Regions from separate parts of the Homo sapiens genome. Here region 1 is linked to region 2. The links are chromatin loops, found by intact Hi-C in ENCODE. Cell type or tissue: dorsolateral prefrontal cortex. All regions are shown on one strand. Each heading gives the region's core, and the rest is flanking DNA. Links, peaks and the distances in the headings are about the cores only. Region 1 holds the start of SNIP1 (Smad nuclear interacting protein 1). Region 2 holds the start of MTF1 (metal regulatory transcription factor 1).

What was found. Peaks named below come from ENCODE experiments on the same cell type or tissue, not always from the same donor. Only the 100,000 strongest peaks of a DNase experiment are listed, where the experiment ranks them.
Region 1: it touches region 2 in a loop (2.4-fold over the local background); 7 of 110 quality-filtered maps call a loop at or near these places.

What each region holds. Positions count from the first base shown.
Region 1 is chr1:37,551,936-37,556,324 of GRCh38, forward strand. SNIP1 (Smad nuclear interacting protein 1) reads right to left here and starts at 2,358. Exons shown (of 4, transcript NM_024700.4): 1 at 2,071-2,358; 2 at 710-812. The coding sequence starts at 2,294. It also overlaps the pseudogene RPS27P9. RefSeq lists a silencer at 2,081-2,140 and an enhancer at 3,612-4,389. In dorsolateral prefrontal cortex, for the core only: a CTCF peak has its summit at 2,405; a DNase peak (open chromatin) is centred at 2,406; H3K4me3 peaks cover 1,841 bases; H3K27ac peaks cover 550 bases.
Region 2 is chr1:37,858,470-37,862,858 of GRCh38, forward strand. It overlaps MTF1 (metal regulatory transcription factor 1), which reads right to left and starts at 1,123. Exons shown (of 11, transcript NM_005955.3): 1 at 1,062-1,123. INPP5B (inositol polyphosphate-5-phosphatase B) reads right to left here. Exons shown (of 24, transcript NM_005540.3): 24 at 2,228-3,961. The coding sequence ends at 3,846. RefSeq lists a silencer at 1,060-1,389. In dorsolateral prefrontal cortex, for the core only: a CTCF peak has its summit at 1,800 (motif pointing left); DNase peaks (open chromatin) are centred at 645, 1,202 and 1,792; H3K4me3 peaks cover 2,007 bases; H3K27ac peaks cover 1,924 bases.

The sequences.
Region 1 (4,389 bases), core at 208-4,207, 310 kb before region 2:
AATGTCTATATAGCAGCTTTATGTGTAATAGCCAAAAAATGGAAACAACCCAGATGTTCTTTAATGAGTAAGTGGCTAAATCCATGCCATTTGGATACCACTCAGCAATGAAATGGAACAAACTACTGAGAGATGCAACCTGAATCAATCTCCAAAGGATTCTGCTGAGTGAGAAAAGACAATCCTAAAGGTTACATACTGTATGATTCCATTTACATAACATTCTTGAAATGACAAAATTATAGAAATGAAGAACAGATTAGAAGTTGACAGAAGTTAAGGAAGGATAAAAGTGGGAGATAAGTGGGTTTGGCTACAAAAGGACAACACGAGGTATTCCTTGCGGTGAAGGAAATGTTATCTTGACTATATCGATGTCAATATTCTGATGATGATATTGTACCACAGTTCTGTTATGAATAGATGTTACCACTGGGAGAAACCAGGAAGAGTATATCTCCCTGAATTATTTCTGACAACTGCATGTGAACCAATAATAATCTCAAAATAAAAAGTTTAATTTAAGCAAACAAGCAGAAAAAATAAATACAGCCAGTTTTCAGAAAAGCCCATCGGAGGTACAAGTAGAGATGTAGGCGAGCGTACGTGCACATGTGTGCACACACACAACACACACACACATTCCTCTTTAGCTGTGATAGGAAAAGGCTCTCAATTTGGACCCATCAAAACACCCCAATCCACTTACCTGCTTCACTTTGACTGTTGAGTGGTGAGGACTTCGGTTTCTCTTACTGCGAGGAGACTTGCTTCTTCTCCCTGAGGCCTTGTTTTTCTTTTTGGGTGGGGACCTATTCAGAGCATGGTACACAGGATTTTATCGCAATTTCCCTTCCCCCATAAAAATTAGCTTCCAGTATCAGGCTTACCTACTAACACAAACACCGCATTTGTGAAGGTCTCTGCCGGTCACATTAAAGGAGTCACGAGGTTCACTTTCCTAGCCCTAACATCTCCCTTGCATTCCATACTCACATAGACAACTGTCTACTGAACCTTCTCACTTAGGTAACATAACTCTTAATTCCCAACCCTTCAAAAACCTTTCCTCTCCTACTCCTTGCCATCTCGCTGATTGGCATCACCATCCGTAAGTCACCCTTGACTCTTTATCCTTCACTACCAACACCCCTACCATCAATAACAATCCCTCCATCCTGTGGTTCTACTTCCTCCCTGTGCCATCTCATTCCTACCACCCACCTTCTTGACCACTATAATCCACCGACACTGGCTTTTTCCCATTTCAATCATAATTCATTCTACTTCAGGTTCTTTGCAGATGTTGTTTCCTCTGCCTGGATCTTTAAGAGGTTGGATCATTCTTATCAGTCAGGTCTGGGCTCAAATGGCACCTCTTTAGAGAGTCCTCCTCCCTCTTCTCTCCAATCTCTCACTATCACATTACTGTTTTAATCTATCAATAATACTTGTTACTAACTGAAACTATTTTGTTTATTTTTTTATCATGTCTCAGGGTTAGAGCATAGCCAATTTGGCATCGGTGAAGATCATCTAACTGAATCACCCTTGCAGCCCCAATACCTAGGGCAGTCTTTAACACTTAATAGGCACTCAGTAAAACTATGGTGAATGAATGCATAAATAAATGAGTCTAGCAAGAAGTAACTTTTTTTTTTTCCCCAGTTTCTGTTAGGTAGCTCGCTTAGACCTCGATGTGAAAACCTTTCTGGCAGGTAACCGGAAAGACAACGCCCACACTCCATTTGTGGGAGGGATGGGGAAAATCTCAATCCAATTTAACAGATTATCAGTGCTATCTGTTGGGCCACACTCTTCGAAGTGCTAGGAACACAAGAATGAAGGAGTGGGATCCTGCCGGTTAGTCATTAGGCGTTGAACACCGAGCTATAATGCAAGTGACAGAGCAAGCATAACACAAGCACGACTGGATCACTCTCAACAGCCCCTCAGGATTAAGTCCGGGCTGCTGCGCCCACCATTCAAAACCTGTTTCGGACGCTAGCCCTGCCCGCCTTTCTGAATGAGCCCAACCCAATGTCCATCCTGGACTGCTCCCCCACTTACCGGCTAACTCCTCGGGCTCGGTTCCCGCGGTGGCCCGAGCGGGCCGGCTCGCTGGTCGGCGGAGACGGGCTACCACCGGAGTGGTCCGGACGGCGGTGGGCGGGAGGTGCGACTTCTGGGCTGAGACGCTCCTGCTTCACCACCACCCCCGCCGGCAGCACCACGTCCCCGTCCCGGTGTCTTCGCCGGCTCCCTCGCTCCCGTTCGCTCTTCACCGCCTTCATTCTGTGATTTTGGCTGGGCGAAAGAAAACAGATCAGTTGAGCTCCTCTAGCTGGAGGAAATGACGAGTTTAACTCCTGGACTTCCGCTTCCGGGGTGCCCAGGCTCCCAGAAATCCTCGCGGCAAAGGTTAAACACGTGACTACTCCCTAGTGGGTGTGGCCGCAGCGACAGGCTTGGGTGGCGGGAGTTTCAAGTTTCAAAAACAAACTTCTGGCTGGGAGTGGTGGCTCACGCCTGTAATCCCAGAACTTTGGGAGGCCGAGGCTGACGGATCACTGAGGTCAGGAGTTAGAGAACAGCCTGGCCAACATGGCAAAACCCCGTCTCTACTAAAAATACAAAAATTAGCCGGGTGTGGTGGCGCGCACCTGCAATCCCAGTTACTCGGGAGGCTGAGGCAAATGAATCACTTGAACTGGAGGCGCAGGTTGCAGTGAGCAGGGATCTCACCACTGCACTCCAGCCTGGGCAACAGAGCGAGATGTCTCAAAAACAAACAACAACAAAAACTGGGAAAAAGCAAACCTCTCAAGGCTGTTTGTTGCCACATTATTAGTAATTACAAAACGTGGAAACAATGTAAATACCAGCAGTAGGGAAGTTAGCCAAATTAATGGGTGTTATGTGGCCATTAGTAAACCATTTACAAACTTTAAAAACCCTGACTTGTTAACGATAAAGCAGGATACAAAATTGTGTGCAAACTATAATTACATTTACATTTGGAAATAGAAGGGAGGAAGAAATGGAAATGCAATCAGAGATGATAACCCATGGGCAAATCATTAGCTTTTCAAATCATTAGCTTTTCCTCTTCTATTTCCTGAACTTTCTGCAATGCTGTTGGGGCTCAGAAACCAAAACCCCAAAATACGGCTCACTGACAAGCTGAACTGAAGAAGCCTCAATGTTCCTTTCCAGTGCCCATCATCTCTCCCAAAGCACAGGTCTTTATCTGCCTAAGATCCAGACTACCAAAAGGAATAATTGTTTCTTTCTTCTCCACCCAAGAATGTAATCACACCTGACCAGAGACCCTTATACTGTCAAAAGTAGCTATTTACAGCCGAGCACGGTGGCTGCAGCCTGTAATTCCGGCGCTTTGGGAGGCCAAGGCAGGAAAATCGCTTGAAGCCAGGAGTTTGAGACCAAACTGCCTAACATAGCAAGACTGTCTCTACAAAAAAATTAAATTTGGCAGGGGCTAGTGGCTCGTGCCTGTGGTCCCAGCAGAGACAGGAGGATCGCTTGAGCCCAGGAGTTGGAGGCTGCAGTGAGCCGTGATGGCACCACTGCACTCCAGCCAGGGCTACAGAGTGAGACCCTGTCTTCAAAAAAACCAAACCAAAACAAAAAAAAAAACACAAAAAACTATTTACAAATTTATCTCTGTTCCCTTATTCATTCATTCTGCCTAGTAATCCCTGAACAGAATTCCTCCTTCTCCCACCCTCACAAACCTGTTTTACCAGGAGGGTATATAAGCTTCTGAACCCTTTTCGGGGTGGGTAATCATACTGTGATTCTCCCCGTGTATACATTTTAAATACATTTGTATGCCTTTTCTCCAATTAATCTGCCTTTTGTGAATTGATTTTTGAGCGAATCTTCAGGGGGCAAAGGGGAGGTTTCCCATTGGCTCCTACTTTGTCATTTCTCCATTTAATTAGAAAAATACTTCAGGCTGGGCGCGGTGGCTCACGCCTGTAATCCCAGCACTTTGGGAGGCCGAGGCAGGCGGACCACGAGGTCAGGAGTTCGAGACCAGCCTGGCCAACGTGGTGAAACCCCGTCTCTACTAAAAATACAAAATTTAGCCGGGCATGGGGGCACGCGCCTGTAGTCCCAGCTACTCAGAAGGCTGAAGCAGGAGAATCGTTTGAACCCGGGAGGCGGAGGTTGCAGTGAGCCGAGATCACGCCACTGCACTTCAGCCTGGGCAACAGAGAGAGACTCCGTCTCAATTTAAAAATCAAAACAAGCCCTTTCTTGCGGTGACGACCTACCCACGAGAACATGCCTCTCGCAAAGGATCTCCTTCATCCCTCCCCAGAAGAGGAGAAGAGGAAACACAAGAAGAAACGCCTGGTGCAG
Region 2 (4,389 bases), core at 132-4,131:
GAATTCCTTCCCCCCTACCTAGAACAGATGTTTCAACCTTCTGGGTGGAAGGGCTATTCCTCAATCAGGCACAAACAACGAAGATCACTGTATCTATTTATGTCCTAAAACAATATGGTGTCAACAAGAAGTTATGGTTCTGTGGTGGGCTCTCGTCCCTGAATCAATTGAGTCTTATTATTTTTGTTTCTACAGCTCCTAGCATAGTACACTGATACTATGATAAGAGTTCAGGAAATGTCAGCTAAATGACTGAAAGACATGGCTACCTACTCTCTCGTGAAGATATACTATCTTGGGAAGATACATTCTCTTGAGAAAAATACCACATTTGAAGCTTTCATGTTCTGGAATAGTGATTCTTCCTTCATCTGCAAACACAGGCTCTACAAATGTGGGTTTGGCAGGCAGAATAGAGAATTTTAAAATAATCAGCACATCCCTTTTAGTTTTCAGTCTGGCTTTGCGCTTTATCTTTCTCTTCTGCTCTGGGTTAGAAAGTGAGCCTTTACTTAGTGGGATGGCTAGACAGTTACCAGAGACAGGCCAAAGGATTGGATCCGGGAGGTACCGGCCCGACCCCTAGCTCTGGCTTACGCAACCCCACAGATGTACATTTCGCTGCATCTGAGCAGAGAGAGAAGAGCACCGAGGGCCCCAGTGGGCTGCCCCGGCACCCTCGGCGGCAACGCGGAGACCAACTGTCCGAAACAAACAAGACCAGGAGGTTTGAGGGTAGCCAACGAGGAGTGCGAACAGAGCCCCCTTGAGAGGAGGCTGGGAAAAGGAACCTGTCTGGGATAGCCCCCAGCACAGGGCTACACAGAAAAATCCGAAGACAAGCTGGGGGTCTCCAAGCAAGGAGGAGAGGGGCAGGGTCCGGGTCTCCATGGAAACAGGGAAGGGGGGCTGGATACCCATCCCCATGGAAACGGAGAAGGGGTGGGGTCCCTATGGTGACCAAACTGAGGTCTCTATTGGGAAATGCTTCAGGAGGGAGCCTAAGTCCCGCGCCTCCCGGTAAGTCCCAAGCCCAGGCCGAGTCTAGTTTCGCCTTTTACCTCCGCGGCTCCCGGCAACGGCGGCAGCAGCAGCTTCTCCCCTCCCCAGCGGCACCATGATTGCCCCCACCTTCCCCTAACGTCACTTCCGCTTCCTCTTTCCGGAGGAAGGTGGGGACAGAGGATCCGCCCCTCCCTGGCGCCTCTGGTTGGCTCAGGTTGTCAGGGGGCTGAGCTGCAGCCTCCAATTGGCGAGCGGGGCACCGAGGGGAAGGCGCCCAGGAGGTGGGTTCATCCGCGTGGGGAAGCGCCCGGGGTGGCCACGCGGGGCCCGGAGGGTGTCGCCCTCGCGGCACCGGAGTCAAGGAGAAGGGAACGAATCCCCAAGGAAGAATCCGAAATGTCCTCAGCCAGGTTTGCGCTGACCGCCCTCGCCCTGGCAGCCACAGCCGCAGCGGGAAGGACCACAGTTGGCAGTCAGAACCCTGGCTCCAACCCGCCAGGGGAGCCTGGACGGCCGCGACGTTCCCGGGTTTCTCCTGCCGGGACCCCGGCCTTCCCTTCAGCACCCATCAAAGTTAACACAGGCAGGAGGCCCAGAAAGGAAGACAAGACCCCAAAGGCAGAACTAAGAGTATTCTAAGCCCAGCTGGAGAGGACGCCGCCGCCTCTTCCCCTTCTCACGCGCTTGCCTAGGACCCCCAGCTCCCTTCTCACGCGCTTGCCCAGGCTGGCGGTCCCAACTTTCTTCCCCTGCAAGAGGACGCGGCTACGGCGGGACTCATGCCCGGGCCAGTTAGCGCCACCTACCGGCCACTCCCTTCCTTTCACCGTTCACATTGTCCTGCTGGCCCGCGTCTTAAACCCATTTCACAGTGCCCAGAAGTAGTGGGCATTCGTACCCAGGAAGCGATTCTGCCTTCGTTATGCCCCTGTCCTTTCCAAATGCCTGGAGGATCTAGCTGTTAGATCCTCCCAGCTGCCACTGCCTGTTTTAACCATAAGCTGCTTCTCTCGAATATTCAGAGTGGGACAACTCCAAAGACCAGACCAGGGGTCAAGGGGTTCAGGTCAGTGCCATAACCATTTCTTGCTGGAAGTATGTGAATAGTGACTGGTACCCACCAGACTGCCAGGAATATGTCTCTTTGGCCCCAAGGCTTGAGCCACAAAATCCAGCTGCAGCGAACTGCCATCTCTTAAGACATAAAAACATACACAACCGCCACTGTTAAAAATACATTTATCATTAAAATATATTACACATGGAGACAGGATGCATCATATACAGTTTGGAAGACTTGCTGGCCCAGAAAATCCCACTTGTTTCACCGAACACTCATTTTTTCAGTGATTTTACATTTTATTTTTAGAGACGGGGTCTCCCTCTCTCACCCGGGCTGGCGTACAGTGATGTGGTCATAGGTCACTGCAGCCTCAAACTCCTGTGCTCAAGTGAGCCACCCACGTCAGCCTCCCAAGTAACTGGGACCACAGGCATGCATCACCACACCCAGCTAATTTTTTAAAAATGTTTTTGTAGAGAGGGGGTCTCCCTGTGTTGCCCAGCCTGGTCCCAAACTCCTGGTCTCAAGTGATGCTCCCACCTCAGTCTCCCAAAGTGCCGAGATTACAGGCGTGAGCCACTGTGCCTGGTCATTTTAATTTTTTAAATGCCTGTATTGCCCTCAGAGGCTGAGCAACCAGCCTCAGAGTTATTGAGCCATTATCTGGGCAGGAACGGGGGTCGAGTTTGCATATGCATATACACATCCTCAGACAGAGCACTGAAAGCATCTGAGGTGGCTGTAGCCTATTTTATCCAGCAGCTTCTGCCTGCATTCTTGCCATCCAACTCATTGGCCTTTCAGGACTTTCCATCAAATATCTGATCATGGGGATCTCAGCCCAGACTGACTATGCCCTGGAGGTAGGGTGAGTGAGTACAAGTACAGTTATTTAAAAACATTTTAGGCCAGGCGTGGTGGTTCATGCCTGTAATCCCAGCACTTTGGGAGGCCAAGGCAGGTGGATCACCTGAGGCCAGGCATTCGAGACCAGCCTGGCCAACATGGTGAAACCGTGTCTATACTAAAAACACACAAAAAAATTAGCCAGGCATGGTGGCGGACGCCTATAATCCCAGCTACTCGAGAGGCTGAGGCAGGAGAATTGCTTGAACCAAGGAGGCAGAGGTTGCAGTGAGCCAAGACCACGCCAACGCACTCCAGCCTGGGCAACAAGAGTGAAACTCCATCTCAAAAAAGAAAAAAAAAAAAAAAAGGCCGGGCGTGGTGGCTCACATCTGTAATCCTAGCACTTGGGGAGGCCGAGGCAGGCAGATTACCTGAGTTCAGGAGTTTTAGAACAGCCTGGGCAACACGGTGAAACCCCGTCTCTACTAAAATGCAAAAAATTAGCTGGGCGTGGCAGTGTGTGCCTGCAGTCCCAGCTACTCGGGAGGCTGAGGCAGGATAATTGCTTGCACCCAGGAGGCAGAGGTTGCAGTGAGCCGAGATCGTGCCACCGCACTCCACCCTGCGCGACAGAGCAAAACTCCGTCTCAAAATAAAAAAAAATAAAAAATAAAAAAATCTGTGTTAAATAACTAAAGTTGAAAATTGAATGTCAGTTTTATTATGGTGGATTTTCTCCCGTGTCTTCACGACTCACAGCGCTGAGTGTGCTAACCAATGGTGGGCTTAATTGGGGTACTAGGCTCAGGAAATAGCTGCCATTCTTGCTACCAAGTGGCCTCACATAATTATCTTAAGGCATCTCTTGAGCTGAAACAGGTGGGGCTGGTAATTGGCAGCCTCAAGTAAAATAGGAGGAGAGAGAGGCTCAGAGTGGGTTGCAGAGGAACTGGTGAATAAATTCTTGAGCCTTCTTCTTCTCTGTCATATCAAGCTTTTGGTGACCAGCTGGGTTTCGAAGCAATAAGCTGCCAAATATGCTAGCTGCAAGAAAAAACACAGAAAAGAAATGATTCAGCAAAAGAAGGTACTAAAGACACACATCACTTAACGACAGGGATATGTTCTGAGAAATGTGTCATTAGGTGATTTCATCATTGTGCAAACATCATAGCGTGTACTTAAACTTTCACAAACCTGTACTTACACAATTCTAGATGGTATAGTCTATTGCTCCTAAGCTCCTGTACAGCATGTTACTATACTGAATACTACAGGCAATTGTAACACAGTGCTAAGTATTTGTGCATCCAAATATATCTAAACATAGGAAAGGCACATCAAAAATACGGTATTATGAGCTGGGTGTGGTGGCTCACACCTATAATCCCAGCACTTTGGGAAGCCAAAGCGGGCAGATCACTAGAGGCCAGGAGTTCAAGACCAGCTAGGCCAACATGGTAAAACCCCAT